2 separate regions of the Homo sapiens genome follow, and region 2 is linked to region 1. The links are chromatin loops, found by intact Hi-C in ENCODE. Cell type or tissue: pancreas. All regions are shown on one strand. Each heading gives the region's core, and the rest is flanking DNA. Links, peaks and the distances in the headings are about the cores only. Region 1 overlaps SFXN2 (sideroflexin 2). Region 2 overlaps CNNM2 (cyclin and CBS domain divalent metal cation transport mediator 2).

What was found. A loop is a pair of places that touch in the nucleus more often than their neighbours do. Peaks named below come from ENCODE experiments on the same cell type or tissue, not always from the same donor. Only the 100,000 strongest peaks of a DNase experiment are listed, where the experiment ranks them.
Region 2: it touches region 1 in a loop (2.2-fold over the local background); 56 of 110 quality-filtered maps call a loop at or near these places.

What each region holds. Positions count from the first base shown.
Region 1 is chr10:102,724,851-102,733,180 of GRCh38, reverse strand. SFXN2 (sideroflexin 2) reads right to left here. Exons shown (of 12, transcript NM_178858.6): 2 at 6,384-6,569; 3 at 6,024-6,194; 4 at 4,652-4,750; 5 at 3,787-3,862; 6 at 3,373-3,458; 7 at 1,398-1,458; 8 at 963-1,029; 9 at 273-322. The coding sequence starts at 6,544. Among named protein-coding and RNA genes, the nearest start is that of SFXN2, 14 kb to the right of the region's middle. RefSeq lists enhancers at 2,861-3,633, 3,634-4,408. In pancreas, for the core only: a CTCF peak has its summit at 3,750 (motif pointing left); a DNase peak (open chromatin) is centred at 3,760.
Region 2 is chr10:103,064,725-103,073,054 of GRCh38, reverse strand. It overlaps CNNM2 (cyclin and CBS domain divalent metal cation transport mediator 2), which reads right to left. Exons shown (of 8, transcript NM_017649.5): 5 at 4,333-4,426; 6 at 1,216-1,281. Among named protein-coding and RNA genes, the nearest start is that of NT5C2, 120 kb to the left of the region's middle. In pancreas, for the core only: a CTCF peak has its summit at 3,264 (motif pointing right); a DNase peak (open chromatin) is centred at 3,314.

The sequences.
Region 1 (8,330 bases), core at 155-8,154:
GCGAGACTCCATCTCAAAAGAAAAAAGAAAAACCCACAGGCAAGGACCCCCTGGCCCTTAAAGAAGGCCTTGTTCTCTGCAGACCAGGTAAGGAAACTGGCCATGGTATATCTAAACAGGAGGTCAGTGGAGATTGGTGTGGGCTTGAGTGAGATGACAGCATGGTAGCTAAAGGGAAGGATGGGTGGGGGAGGGCAGGTCAGGTATCCCTAGGGACAGATGTGGCTGGACGCACTCTGGGCAGGGAAAATGCCAAAGCAAACCCTACATACCTGCATGAAGTGCAATTTCTCAAGCCTTTCCATGATGACTGGCAGCAAGACTGGAAGAGACCAGGGAGAAGCTGAGGGGAGGGCTGGGAGGCTCTCCCCAGGACTCCTTCTGAAGTCAGACCAGGAACCAAGTGGTTCCCTCTCCTTCAGCAGAAGCTCCAGAAAATACTTACCACTAGGCAGAACAGAAGAGCAAGTAGGCATGACCACCCCCAAACTTTCTCCCCAAAGTCCTGGCAGAACAGTGCTTCCCAAGCTTCTCAACCTGCACACTTGCAATATCAGGAAAACATGTGCTGCTAGGTCCAAAGCTACCTTCTCAAAACTCAAAAATGTATTTGTACGTTCGTGCAAACAAATTTTGCAATACACCCACTGCTGGAAGCAAACCAAAGCAGGGAATTTATTTTCTCTATCACTCTCCCTAGCACCCCACACTGTGTCTAACATTAAACACAAGGGCTTGACAAGTATTAATAAAATGAAAATAACTTTCTACCCCAAACCTTGGATGAACTGATGTTCTAGGAACTAGTGTGGTTCTTCTAGGCTTACAGCAATCAAGCAAAGCAGTTTGAGAAGCATGGCTGTAGAAGGTGGGCCCCACCTCCCACCCAAAAGCTGAGTGTGGCTGAGACCTCCACCCTGTGTCACAGGCTTCCCCAGGATGGAAGGGCTTCCCCATCTTACTCATCCCAGGAGCTGACATGGTGATCCGAGAAATAACTACTTGGGTGATGCCTATGGCCGCAGCTCTCTGAGGGCAGAAAATAGTAAGTTGTCAGAAATGATGTATCCAGTGTACATGTGCTGCACCAGGGGGCTGGGTCAGCATCATGGCCAAGTCTGAGATGGTAAAGGGGAAGGGAAGGACCCTCCAGTTGCTGAGTGACCTCACTTTATCCCCTCCCACCTAGCCAGGTTTTTATGGACCAGAAATGATGGAGAAAAGAGAGAAGGGGCCTGTTCTGAACAGAGAAACATGGGGAAAATTTGATAGGGAGTGAGGATGGAGCCAGAAAAGGCTTCTCAATCCTATATTGGTGCCTACTCTGACCACTAAGGAGGGGACAGGGTATGAGAGGGAATTCCCTCCTCCCACCCCAAAGGGAGGCCTCTGCTCACCCGGGAATGACCAATCTCATTTTCATTCCTGTCCTTCACGCAGATTCCCTTTATGAGCTCCCTAAACACAGACAGGAGTTAATGGACTTGGGAAAGGGGTGATGGAAGCCTGCCAGCCACATGACATGCCAGGGGACCAAGGCCAGGCCACTTAAGCTCCAGGAAGCCACCTCCTGTAGCCTGGGCCTTTGACCTTCCTTCTGCACTCCAATAAGCAGTATCTTAGGAGTGATCTAGGGCAGTGGCTGAGAGCGGTGGCCCTGGGCCCGGACTGTCTGGGTTGAGTCCTGAAACTGCAGGGGATGTGTGTGACCTTGAGCACAGTCTTTAACCCTCCCAAAGCCTCAGTTTTGCTTATCTGCAAAATGGGGATCATCCTGGCACCCACTTTACAGGACCTGGTAAGGATTAAATGAGATAATGGCTATGAAATACTTGGTCCAGCACCTGACACACAGTGTGATCACTCCACAAACAGTAGCTACTCTAGCTATTCCTTTTTTTTTTTTTTTTTTTTTTGAGACAATCGCACTCTGTCACCCAGGCTGGAGTGTAGTGGCATGATCTTGGCTCACTGCAACCTCCATCTCCTGGGTTCAAGCGATTCTCCTGCCTCAACCTCCCCAGTAGCTAGAATTACAGGCATGCGCCACCATGCCCGGCTAATTTTTGTTTTTGTTTTTTGGTTTTTTTTTTGTGATGGAGTCTCACTCTGTCACCCAGGCTGGAGTGCAGTGGTGCGATCTTGGCTCACTACAAGCTCCGCCTCCCGGGTTCACAACATTCTCCTGCCTCAGCCTCCCAAGTTGCCGGGACTACAGGCACCCGCCACCATACCTGGCTAATTTTTTGTATTTTTTAGTAGAGACGGGGTTTCACCGTGTTAGCCAGGATGGTCTCGATCTCCTGACCTCGTGATCCGCCCACCTCAGCCTCCCAAAGTGCTGGGATTACAGGCGTGAGCTACCACGCCTGGCCCTAATTTTTGTATTTTTAGTAGAGATGGGGTTTTGCCATGTTGGCCAGGCTGGTCTCAAACTCCTGGCCTCAGGTGATCCTCCTGCCTCAGCATCCCAAAGTGCTGGGATTACAGGCGTGAGCCACCGCACCCAGCCCACCCCAGCTGTTCTTCTCAGGCCAGTTCTTGACAGCACTCAACTCAAGCCCCGGTAGGTGGCAGGGACTCATTCTCCTGTTAGGAAAGGGCCACTGGATGGGGAAGGAAAGATGAATGGAGCAGCATGTGTGCACAACTATTCTGGTAGTGCTTCCTCTACAAAGACTAGTGTGAACATTTTCCATTTGTTGGTAGTCCCAAGAAAATGTGGCTTGTAGATATTGATGATGATGACAATGGTAGAAATAACAGTGAACACTTATGTAGCATCTCTTATGTTCCAGGTGCTATTTTGAGTGCTTTACATATATTACATCATTAAAACCTCATAACAGAGATTTCTCTAGTCAAGAAATAAGAACTGTGAGACACAATGAGTTTCTCCTTTACCTTTTCTCCTGAAAAGCTTAGAGTTGGGTGCCTGGAAAACTTCTGTCTACTCCTCTGGCTTCTTTCAAAGCTTCTGGGTTCTATGCTATCTTTAGACACCTCAGCCTGCTACATTTCATTCTGTATGCCATCCCCAGGGCTTGGGAAGTAGGAGGAGTTCACAATTTTAACACAGGTCCAAAAGGACATGATCCAGTGTAAAACTCCACAGGTCCACCCTGTCTTTCCCATCCCACATCACCCAGGAGAGGACTCCCACGGGACTCAACACACGGCCTAACCCAAAGTCACCCACCACTCCCGGGGCCATCACCATGGGAGCTGCCAATCCCAGGGCCCTTCAGAGGCTCAGCCCAGCAGCCCTCCCCATGCCCACCGCAGTCCCCAGAAGCCACCCACTGCTTTGGTTTCTTGCCCCTTTTCTGCTAATCTTGTGGTTTGTAGGGAGAAAAAGGGGCCTTTACTCACTGCTGTCGCATCATGGGGATATTGACACAGTTAGCCGCAGCCACAGCGGCAAAGGGCACCCAGCGGCCCACCAAGGGCGGCGCTTTCTGTTGGGGGAAGAGAACAGTAGGAGTTGTTCAGAAGCGCTGGAAGATGGGAGGGGAGGGGGCTGAACGACTAGAATACAAAAAAGAAAACTAGGCCTTGCTACCGCCACACATCCAGACACCCAGTCTGGGAACCCCAAACTCCCTCAAAGGCCCAAGAAGAACCAACCTGGGGACGGCCCTGGTGTATTTCTCATCACTTGGCCAGCCGGGCTCTGGCCATTCCCAACTCACCCAGCCTGGGGAACTGTCCCTGGGGGAAGGACGTTTTCCCTAGGACTCTGCTGCCCCCGCGTGGCCACCATGCTGCAGCGGCCCCAGACCATACCTTTGTCAACATGTTCATGCCCACAGCCGTGGCCACAGCAGTGGTTGTGGCTGTGAAGTAGGAAAGGGCCATCTGCCTGGGGGAGGAGAGAGATGCTTGGGAGTGGGGCCCCTGCCGGCTGAGGGCCAAACCACGGGCTTCAGGGAGAAAGTCGGCTGGCGAGGCTTCGTGCGTGAAAACCGCACAGGATCTGTCCCCAGCCTTATCTTGTGACCCTCTCCCCCTCACTCACAGTGCTCCAGCCCCCTTGGTCTTCTTTCAGTACTGTGAACATGCCAAGTTCCTCCCTGCCTCGGAGCCTCTGCACACGGCTGCTCCCTATGCGGGGAGGTGTTCCCTGGGCTCTTGGGTCATTCATCCCTCATCCTTCAGGACAGTTGAAATGTCGTCTTCACAGATGGGACTGCTCTAAGTGGCCTAACTACACAGACACCGCTCTGCTGTTCTCTGCCTTGCAACCCTGGTTTTCTGGGTGGTTTTTTTTGTTTGTTTTGAGACTGATCTTAGGCAATCTGCCTGCCTCAGCCTCCCAAAGCGCTAGGATTACAGGTGAGAACCACCGTGCCTGGCCCAACCACATGTCTTAACAATGTATCCCAGCATCTAGAACCATGCACATCCCCAGCACATAAGACACACTCAAGAAGAAATATTTAGAGAATGAATGAATAAACACATTTGGAATTGGTCTAGGAAGAAGATCCACCCCTACTCAGCTTGAGAAAATATTTCCAAACCCTGGGAAAGGGTGACTTGGTCACCTGCTCAGTGCAGGTGCTACCCAGGAAGGACTGACAGCCCAGAACCCTTTAGAAAAGCTGTTCGTGGGGAGACACGAGGACAGCCTGGGGTTCAGGTCTCCTACCTGACTGATGTGGGGGAAGCCGCATTCCTGTTGGTGTAGTTGACTAAGGCATTGAAGGACTGGTTCACCCACTGCCAGAAGATCACCGCCGGCATCGTCCTACCAGTGAGGAAGGCCAGGAGAGGCAGAGAGAAGTCAGATGGCAGGGAGTCCTGAGGGTATGCCAGTCAAAGCACATGATCTGCAGGTCCCCACACTGTTCCCATACTAGTTTTTTATTTTTATTTTTTTGAGACGGAGTCTCACTCTGTCACCCAGGCTGGAGTGCAGTGGTACGATCTCAGCTCACTGCAACCTCCGCCTCCCAGGTTCAAGCAATTCTCCTGTCTCAGCCTCCCAAGTGGCTGGGACTACAGGCACACACCACCACGCCTGGCTAATTTTTGTATTTTTAGTAGAGACGGGGTTTCACCATATTGGTCAGGCTGGTCTTGAACTCTTGACCTCAAGTAATCCACCCGCCTTGGCTTCCCAAAGTGCTGGGATTACAGACATGAGCCACCGTGCCCAGCTTGTTCCCATACTGTTTTATGCACCTGGGCTTCTGCGCAGGCTGGCCCCTCTGCCTCAAATATCTCCCCCTCCTCCTTCCATACATGGCCAACCCTGCCCTGTTGAGAGGGATCACTTCCTCCATGGAACCTTCCCGACCCTTTCCCTGCCCCTCCTGAGACAGAGTAAGTCACTCCATGCTCCTGCTCCCACAACCCCATGTTCTTCCTCCAACCTACCACTTACCAAGCTGTACTGTAACTGTTTACTTCTTGGTCTCCTCAACAAAACTGGGAGCTCCTTGACGGGAGGTTACTGAAGCCTTCACATTCCCAACACCCGGCCCAAAGCCCAGCTCAATAGCTGAACCAATCAATGCGTGGGGTGGGGGACGCAGGGGAGGAAGGAAGAGGTAGGAAGAAGAGTCACATGTCCAGCAGCTACAGAGGCAGTCTATTCTCTCCCCAACCAAGCCAAGAAAGGGACTTCCTATTGTTTTGTTTGGGTGTTACATAATTAAAATCATTGTGGAATAAGTACTTTTTAAAGAGGGAATTGGGGTAGCTTATTTGTTGAGGGTTCTACACAGGACTGCCTCAGTTAAAATCCAGGCACCCATATTTCCTGCCTGTTTAAACCTGGACAAGTTCTTCAGCTTCTCTAGAACTCTAGTTCTTCATCTATAAAATGGAAATAATAGTACCTATAGTGTAGGGTTGTTGCGAGGGTTAAATGAAGCAATACGAGCAAAGAATGTAGCATAGTGCCTGGTATCTGGTAAGTGACCAATCAAGAGAACTATTATTATTATCATAGTATGGCTCCCTGACCAGCAGATCCAGGCAGCTGTACCTCCCACGGCCCTGCCCCCAGGTCCCACCTGTAGAACTGGAGCATGAAGCCCGTGATGATCATGCCGCCAGGAAGCTGGAAAGACATGCGCCCGATGACATTCATCTTCTCCCCAGTGTCGGGGTGGAAGGCCGAGTCATACAGCTTCTTGGCATACAGCAGCTGCTCCACTTGGGTGCCTGGGGGCACAACCCCCATCCTGCCACCCAAGGACAGCAGGCAGTCACCATCCTGCCTGATCAATGTCTCCCAGTCTCCCCACTCTCACTTCTTCCAGCCCCCAGCCCTGAGATTTCTGCCTATTCCTTCACCTTCGGTTTCCACCTCCTCCCAAGAGGACCCCATCAATGTTACCCTACTACTTCCAGCCCCTTCCCCGACCCCTCACCTGCTCTTCTCCACCATCACCTTGGCCCAGTCCAGCTCCCGCTCAGATACAAAGACAGTGCGGGGGTCCGTGATGTTTAGGAAGTGCTTCACTCTCCCCAGGAAGGTGCGCTGGTCCCAACGGGGGGCATCGATGTTAAAGCCAGACAGGTCAGCCTCCATCTTGCTCACACATAAAACTGTGGACCTAAGGGACAAAGGAAGAAGATGACTGTCCCCTAAATCAAAGCCCACCACAGAGGACCTGAGCACGTCCCACTGTTGCAGACTGCCTGCTCTCACCAGCTACTGGGCATCGTCTGACTCAGCTTGGGAGGGCCCAAGTGAATGGTCATCAGATTGAGCAACTGGGCACCAACATGTGTTTCCTGAGGGCCTGCTGGTGGCCAGCTCTGTGCTTGACCATACAGCAGGAGGGACTGGAAAAGGGGACAATACAGTGCCTGTGCTTGGAGAGCTCTGGGAACAAAAGCCCACCCATTAAATAGTATAATACCCCCAGGTGTTTCTGGCAGGGGAGATGGGAAAAGTAGCCATTTTGAAAAACAGCCAGCTGGGTGCAGTGGCTCATGCCTGTAATCCCAGTACTTTGGGAGGCCGAGGCAGGGGGATCATGAGGTCAGGAGTTTGAGACCAGCCTGGCCAACATGGTGAAACCCCATCTCTACTAAAAATACAAAAATGAGCCGGGCGCAGTGCCAGGCACCTGTAATCCCAGCTACTCAGGAGGCTGAGGCAGAAAAATTGCTTGAACCCAGGAGGCAGAGGTTGCAGTGAGCTGAGATCACACCACTGCACTCCAGCCTGAGCCTGGGTGACAGAGCAAGACTCCATCTTGGGGGGAAAAACAAAACAAAACAAACAAACAAAAAAACACCCAAAGCCCTTTATACTTCTTTTTTTTATTTAATTTTACTTTTTTTTTGAGACAGGGTCTCATTCTCTCACCCAGGCTGGGATGCAGTGGTGTGATCATGGTTCAATGCAACTATTACCTCCCAGGTCAGCCTCCTGAGTAACTGGGACTACAGGCACATACCACCACCCTGGCTAATTTTTGTATTTTTTTGTAGAGATGGCACCTCGCTATGTTGCCCAGGCTGGTTTCAAACTCCTAGGTTCAAGCAATCCTTCTGCCTCGGCCTCCCAAAGTGCTGGGATTACAGGTGTGAGCTGCCGCATCTGGCCTGTTTTATTATTTAGAGACAGAGTCTCATTATTTTATCCAGGCTGGAGTGAATGGTAATTGACAGGCATGATTATAGCTCACTGCAACCTCGAACTCCTGGGCTCAAGCAATCCTCCAACCTCAGCCTCCCAAGTAGCTGGGACTACAGGCATGCACTATCATGCCCAGCCCTTTTATTCTTCTCAACAAGGTCTACCCTTGAGGGAAACTATTTTACCAGAGCCTAACCATCTTGGGTTGTACCAGAACTTAAGTGACTTGGGGAAAGAGAACTCCAGCCACCTCTTGCCTTCCTGCCTCACCTAAAGAGGACAAGGGGAGGCTGAGAAGCTCTTGTGAAGGTTCAGGGGCACAGGCTCCCCAGAAGACTGAGACCTCATCACAGGACTGTAGATCCTCCACTCCCTCACCTCACCACTGCACCAGCAGGGCTCCTGTATCATTACAAGGATTATAACAAAAAGAGTAACAAGTCTTAGGCCCTATTTAAGAAGTCTCTAGAGACCCATAGACAGCAAGGGAGATAAGAACAAGGACACCAGAAGAAAATTTAGCCTTTTATACCTATAGCTACAGCAAACAGTAAACATAGCCTAGATAAACAAAACCTCACCCCTCAGTTCCTCTCACAGGGTACATCATGTCCAGCTTTCAGTGAAAAATTACAAGGCATACTAAAAAGAAAAAAAAAAAAAACGCAGTTTGAAGAAACAGGCCAAGTATCAGAATCAGATTTAGATATGAGATTTTAGAATTATC
Region 2 (8,330 bases), core at 146-8,145, 340 kb before region 1:
CTGCTCAGAGCCTCAAGTGCCATCTTACTTAAAATATTAATAATAATAAAGGTCCACATTCTTCATCTGAAGCCCTTGGGGGCCAGAGAGATGTTTGAATTCTGGAAGGTGATACAGTCCATACACCCCATGTTACATACACCACCAGCAATTCTGGGGCGGCCCTAGTCCGCAAACACATTAACTTTTGGTGAGACGGACAAGGATTCACAACAAGTAGAGCTAAAACCGTAGTGGCTGACCCCCAGTTCAGGTCAGGTTTTGTGGCCAAGTTTATGTTCCAAAGTTTTATGATAGTAATTATGGAAAAAACTCCGAAGATAAATATAGGAAAATTGTGTTACCAACTAGGAAATCCCAGCAATTTTAATTAAAGACAGATTAAGCCTTTTCCCTTCTTTTTAATAGCTGGACGTATTAGTTAGGACTGGCCACCCTCTCCTGCAGGGCAGTCGGCAGCAGCGGGATAGGAATGTGCCGGGTGTTCACTCCAAAACAAAGTCAGGTGGCAGGGAGAAGCGGGGTCGCCTGCCTGGTGGCGGGGAGAAGCGGGGTCGCCTGCCTGGTGGCGGGGAGAAGCGGGGTCGCCTGCCTGGTGGTGGGGAGAAGCGGGGTCGCCTGCCTGGTGGTGGGGAGAAGTAGGGCCGCCTGCCTGGCGGACAGCAGAGGCGCTCGCGCTCCACTCACACGGATGTGGGAAGAACCCAGGATACAAGAATGTCGTGCGCCTGTGTGGATGGGGTATTTTTCTTGCTTACCAAGAAGAGTTCACAGCTCTCAGGCCTTTGGCAAATGTGCTCTATAAAAGCGGCCTCAGGGTTTGAGGCCCTCAGGGCCTCTGCAAACTCCAGATACCATGACTTGCTGAGGTCAGAATAAGAACCAAGAACAGTCCCCTACTGCTGACCTGAAAATTCAAGGTCAGCCACAAGGGCAGGGAGCGCTAACAATCCACACCAGAGCCGCCCTCCCTTTCCATGCTTCATGGCTACTCCTGTGCATGGTGACTTTGCGCTGTTCTGGACTCTCCACCTGCTGTGGCTTATGCTTTCCTGGAGAGCTCGCTATAAAGTTACGGAACCTTAGAGCTTTAGCGCTCCAAGGAACACTGAAAACAGCCTGTCCAGGTAAAGGGAGCAGACCCAGCCAGCCAGGCGTGATGGGGGGCAAGGAAGGCAATCAGGAGAATTACGGAAAGGAAGCATGCAGAATTACCTGGAGAACCTGCTGCTAACAACTCTGTTCTGCTGACAACAAAGGTACGAGACAGGGACAAAGGAACTGAAAAATGGAGAAAAACAGGGTGAGATCGCATCAAAAGGCAAGAACAGAGATCTCTGTAATCAAGGGACAGGAGGGGATACTTGTTCTATCAATACAATATGAGCATTCAGTTGCAGAAATGCAAGTCGGTATGGTATTATAGAAACAAAACAACACACACTGCTTTCCAGGAAGAGGAATACAGGGAGGCCAAGATCAGGAGAAATCCTACCCACGAGTTTGTTACTAACCAAGAAATCTCTTAAGCCACTAATAACCAATTGGGGTTGATAGCTCGAAACCTGCTACTCTTAAGGGCTTAAATCACCAGTAGCTGCGCAAAAGGGGAGCTCGATTAGTCAACTGCCCTAAGAGCCTGACTCAAACCGCTGGCGCCTGCACCCCAATACTCACTCACTGCACAGCCTACAGCTCCCCATCTGTGCAACTTTAGCTCATTTTAATTTTGACCTGAAGCTTTGAATTGTTAGGAACGCTTTCAAATCTCAACATAGAGGAAAGTAAGTAAAGAACGCATACACAGATTTCCTGGGAATGCAGACCAGAGTCATCCTCATCACCACTTACTCACTGCCCCATCAGATTGAAAAGTCTCAGAACATGAAATGTTGAGCAGGAATCACACCTCTGGGGCAGGTAGGTCTTAAGAACTGATTATTGTCGGTTTTCCCCAGACAGCGAACATCAATAAACAGAAACTTTACCTTGTGATATCTGTACTAACTGTGCCTCTCAATGAATATACAAAATCCCAAATCTTAGTTGTAAAGTTAAGTAAAATACTAGGCTTTGGAATAGGTAAGATGCCATTAATGAAATTCCCCCCCCGCTTTTTTAGTTTCAGATGGATTCTCGCTCTGTCACCTGGGCTGGAGTACAGTGGCGTGCTCTGCGCTCACTGCAACCTCCACCTCCCAGGTTCAAGCGATTCTCCTGCCTCAGCCTCCCAAGTAGCTAGGACTACAGGCATGTGCCACCATGCCTGGCTAATTTTTGTATTTTTAGTAGAGATGGGGTTTCACCATGTTGGCCAGGCTGGTCTTGAACTCCTGACCTCAAGTGATTTCCCCTTCCTTTTTAGCAGTTCCAGACTCAGAGGGCTGCTCACCACATCCTCTTCTAAATGAGACTTGTCCTTCCATTACAGTTCAACAGGAACTGCGCTGGTATTTATGTTTCAGGAACCAGTAATTGGTAGAAATGTACAACCCACTCCTAGTTTATTTTCAAAGCCATCTTATAAATCTGGTTCTGCTCACCTGGGGCTAATTTGAGGTCAGCTGCCAAAACTCATCACAGTCAGGCACCTTTCTACTATACTCACATTTCCCCTCATGCTTTCAAGGGGACGAAGCACTTGTGTGAGGATCACTGCATCCTAGTCTTCTAATAATCACATGAGCTGGCATCATTATATCCTCTTAACAAGGATGAGACCAAGGGCCTCGCTCAACACCACACGACCTGCCTGTGATGGAACTGAAGCTATAACCCAGGTCTTCTCATGCCTAGGTAAGAGCTACCCTGTCTCTCTCACTAAGCAGTGAAAACGAAGGTCACCTTCAAGTTTACAACAGAAACCTACTCATTAAGTAGGGTCAGACAGGCCCATGTTCACAGTGGGTGTTGGGTGTTGGTCAGCAGTTGACAGTGGGGACACTGTGCCTCCAGGACTCAAACACCTGCACAAGGATAGTGAGAAGGGGCATTTGGGGCAGAGGAAGTTTAGAAATACGACAGAATTCTTGACGTCTCAGTGACTTTCTAACTGAAACATCTTTGGGTTCCTCAGACTACTGGGTGGAGCAGTCGATGAAGACCAATGTCACAGAAACAGTCTTGTCTGGAGGCATCTCCTCCCCTTGGAAGCCTGGCTTTCAGGAATTCTTTTAAAATGGGTTATTTTTAGGTTTGAGGTTTGTAAATGAAGTTTCCTAAAACCGCACATCATTTGGTGTTTTTGCCACAAGGTGGCACCCCAGCATCTCTGTCGACCTGCCCGACCTGTTCGGGCTGCCTCAGGTATTAATAGCAAGCGTGTGCGCTCTGCCAAGCAGCGCCATCCCCAGAGGCCAGCAAGCCACCAGGTATCTATCTGTGTTCATGTCTGAGAGCACATCTGGCTGGCTGGCATCTTGGAATCTTGTGTTCAGAGAACTGTCAATCCCCCATGGCCACCCACCCTTAACTGGCTGACTCGCCTGGCCAGCTCTCCAGACAAGAGCCGGCCACAGGCAGTCAGTATATAGCAACAACCTCATTCGTCCTCAGAAACATGCAAATTAAGACCTCCCAAACTGCTAACATTTAACAGACTCAACAATACCAAGTGCTGGATGCAGAGCAACCGGAATTCACACAGCACAGGTTGGGAGTAAGCAGGTACATCAGAGCTGAATCCAGAGGCACACCCTCTGACACGTAGCGCCAGTCCCAGGTGCGCACCCAGCAGAAATGGACACACACGTTCACCCAAAGACATGTATAAGAATGTTCAAAGCCACATATTGACAGTAGCCCCAGACGGGACTACCCCAATGTCTATCAGCAATGAAAGGACACGTGCACTGCTGTGTATTCACACAGTGGCATACTAGACATGGCAAGAGGAAATAGTGTGATCACACACAGCAACAGAGGTGATGTGACAAGCACGACACAGAGAAAGGAGCCAGCCTCTGTGTAACACACACAGTGTCTCCATTTATGCAAAGTTCAAAAGCAGGCAGAATTAGGCTGAGAAGTCAAGAAAGCAGTTACTCTGGGGGACCAGTGACTAAAAGGGAGCGTGATGGGAGTTCTGTGGGGCTGGTAACGTCCTGTCTCTTGGTCTGGGTGCCACTTTACACGTGTTCAGTTTGTGAGAATTCATGGAGGTATATACTTAGGATTTGTGCAGATTTTCTGCATATATGATATACTTCAAAAAAAAAGTTCAAAAAGGAAGTGAATGGGGTCAGCTGGCAGATACAGAAAGCAAGATGAAAGGAGAGGGGCCTTACTTCCTAACACGTGGTCCTGCCCTATGCGGCTGGGAACCAAACATACCTGGAGAGGCTGTCAGGGCCATCACGCCATAGTATGAGAAGGCGCTCGCTTCAAACTTCATACCTTCTTTCCCAGCTTCAACTTCCACTTTCCCCTGTGGAGAGAAAAGGCAGGTATTTTCAGTCCAGTTGCAAAAGCCTACTGGCACACTCTGTACAATATTTGGTCCTTCCTTAGATTTTTGTCTGATTTCTTTTCCCAACACTATCGAGGGAGTAAAGCTTCAGCTCATCTTTCCCACTGAGAGGAGGGGGCTCATTCGCTTTAAATATGAAAACTGGATTTGGCTGATTATACAGAGGTGACAGTGTAAATGTGATGTTTATTTTTAAAATAATTCTTAAATTAAAAACTTAAAATACAGTTTTCTTTGTAGAGATAGATCTCCTTATGTTACCTAGGCTGGTTTTGAACTCTTGAGCTCAAATAATCCTGTCTCACTGTCTTGGCCTCCCAAAGTGCTCCCAAAGGGATTACAGGCGTGAATCACTGTGCCTGGCCTGTGATGTTTACTTTCTGTGAGTCCACTTAGTATCTTCCCAATATCTGTAGTTCTTGGATTCTTCAGGAGGCCTCCAGCAATGGAAAGGTGGTGCTCTTGCTCCATCAGTGGGACCAGCACCAAGATGATGCTGGGCGATGGCTGCCTAGGCTGTCCAAGGAGCCAGGGCCGGGGCTGAATCAGGGTCAAGGGCCGACATGGTTTGTGGCCATGGAACAGAGAGGAATAACCTGGGTAGAACCCACTCTGTCTCACGAGCACGGTGTCCTGACCACTGAGCAGACCCCTCGCAGGCTGGTAACTTGCTGTCTACACTCCTGGAGGCACTTAAATTCCATGGGATTTTTCTCCTGTCTTGGAAAAGCAGTTTGAAGAAAGTCTCCTTCCATTAAAATAAAGTTCCCCTCTCCTCCCCCTAAGATTTTCCCTTTTCTTCACTTTCGCTAACTTGTCGACAACTTCTTCTTTACCTTGATGAGTTCTTTTGGGATAGAGTGTCTTATTCATCCCTGGAACCCCAGGGTCCACTATAATCCCTGCATGGTAGGTGCTCATTGTGTTTTCTGGGCTACTGAAATGCTCTAAGTCAGTTTCACTTCTAGTTTCTCAGGCCAAGGGTCAGAAATGCTCTTGTTCCCATTACTACAACTGTGTGAGGCATCCTTTACAATGGGTGAACAAAAATTAAGATGCCATGTATTGAAAAGGAATTGTGCTAACACATCAGTGTTTTATGAATTCATTTAATGTGCACAACTCGATGCAGCAGACAAATCATTGCCCTCCTACAAATCAGGGGAGGGGGGATCAGCAAGATTTAGTAAAGAACAAGCTCTTCATCAGGATGCTAGGAGGCTGGGAGCAGTGGCTCATACCTGTAACCTCAGCACTTTGGGAGACCGAGGCAGGCAAATTGCTTGAGCCCAGGAGTTCAAGATCAGCCTGGGCAACACAGCAAGACCCCATCTCTACAAAAATTAGCCAGGCATGGTGGCGTGCACCTGTAGTCTCAGCTACTTGGGAGGATTACTTGAACCTGTGAGGCAGTGAGCCATGATCACGCCACTGCACTCCAGCCCAGGCCACAGAATGAGACCCTGTCTCAAAGAAAAAAAAAAAAAAAAGATGCTATGCCACCTGATGCAAACTATCATTTTATATTAAGTTTCCAATTACAAAAGGTCTTTCTTGGGCCATAGCTTCAGGAGAAGAACTACTGCCTCTCAGGTTTTCCTGCTCAACAGAAATGACAGTTCACCAGTCCCTAGCCAATTATCTTGCCGTATAAACTTACAACTCCACCCATGATATAAAATCCACCTGCAAATGGGCAGGTGCTACAAACCTTCCCCACACAGGCAGGGCCCTAGAGATGACACTGTGGAGTCGGAGATGACAGCCGTCATCCCCCACGGGCTGACCATGCAGCAGGGACAGGCGAGCACATGAGAAGCAACAGCCCACATGGCACACAAGAGCTCAGCATGAGGAAAAAGACATTGGGAACAGAAGCTCCCAGAAAAATCTTACTTCTTGTTCTTATATAAAGACAAATCGCATACAGGAAGGAAAAGCTGTGGATGACCAAGAGAAAGGGACAGCATGAGGGAGGCCCAGGGTGGCGGCAGCGGCCGGCCAGGCTCTGTGTTTGCAGGGAGGAGTGAGGGCACATCTGGAAGGCAGCTGGGTGAGCAGATCCCCAGGCAATGGGCTGGCAGGGTTGGGTCCTGGGTGGAGGAACAGAGTCTGCTTCCACGAGGGTGGCAGCCACAGGCCTGGGGAGGGAGTGCGGTAGAGAAGCTATTGATAAGGGACCAGCATGATTCGAAGAAGCCATCAGGGAGACAGGAGTATAGGAACCAGAGGCCCATTGGGAGGGGCTGAGGAACAGGGACACCACGAGTGGGAGAAAGAAGGTCTGGAGAGAGGTCAGGGCTGGAGATGGGGACCTGAGACAGGAAAAGGACCGAAGCTCAGCCCGTGACTGAGAGCAGCAGGGAAAACTGAAACCATAACAGGACCATGGCAGAGCCTGAAAAGGGAGGCCCAGACCACGGCACCATGGCAGAAGAGCAGGGGTCAGGAGAATTCCAGGGGCAAGGACGGTCAGGGCCTCAAGGTGCTCAAGGCCGCCGGGAGCAATCACTGACCACAGGCCGCTGGGGGCTGCAGGAGGCTTTCCTACCCTACAGAGGAATCAGTGGGAGGACAGTGGCCCCGGCAGGAGAGGGACAGGCAGCAGGACATCCCCATCTGTGGGGCCATGGGAAGGCTGTTGAAAATTCAGGACTCTGGGTGCTGGGGAAGTCCCTGAAGTAGGGTCCCTTCAAAGAGGAGGGGAGGAACAAGGTTCAGAGATAGCAACACACACAGGAGTAGCCACGGTACATGTCTCCCCAATTCCGTGTCCATCTCTTCCTGAACTGACATGTATGTGCTGGCTGCAAATGTCTGCTTTGTAGTTTGTAACCTCAAGAGTGGCTGCGTGACCAGCTCTGAGCCTGACCCTCCATGCAGGAAATCAGGAGGAAGAGTCAAATGCAGTGGAGCCTCATGGTGACTTCCGTTCCTGGGTGTCTCCAGTTATCTGGAGCATTTGTTGTACAAGTTACAGGGCCTTTTGTGTTGTGTCCCTGCAGACAGATGCCAGGTCACTATTCTTTGGAGATAAAACTGTCAGGACTAGTAGGGCAGGCACAACCAAAACAAGACTGTAAAACAGAAAACTGTACATCTTTTTTTCTATTTAATCCATAGGTTCACACCATCTGTCTCTTGGAAGCGTGCGGTGGTTCCACTCTGAGGCCTGAAGCTCTGCCTTGCACACTCAAAGCAGAGATTCCCAGATTACCGACTCTGGCTCCGGCCCTCGGGCATTCTCATTTAACAATATAGGTGAATCTGGGCATCAGGATTTTATTTAAAAAGATTTCCGGGTGATTCTAGCAAGCCACAAACTTTGGGAATCATTGCTTTAAGGCTCTGTCTGTGAACAATGGCCCCAGCCCTGGAAACTGTGTGCCCTGGCCTCTCAAGGGACTCCCTCAAAGGCAGTGTAGCTGAGTCAACTGATTAAGCAAGGGCGGCTGCAAGACTCAAAACTCCAGACCACTGCCATTCCAGCTGATGCTTCCTCTGTCCTTCCAGACAGGATCCCAGGCAGGGGAGGATCTGCCATCTTCCCTCTGGACTCCATCTAGTTGAGATTCACTGCTGCGGGGTGGATATGCTAAGCTCAGTGATTCCTAGACATTTCCATCCTAACGGCCAGTAAGACGCACCTCTACAGAGACAGATACAGGGAAAGATACGGGGTTGCCAAATTTTTTTTTCATAAAGATGGTTTTAAAATTTATTTTTTCAGACAGGGTCTTACTCTGTCACCCAGGCTGGAGTGCAGTGGTGCAATCATGGCTCACCGCACCGGTGGTGAGAATCCTGCAGCCTTGAACTCCTGAGCTCAAGCAACACTTGTAACTCAGCCTCCTGAGTAGCT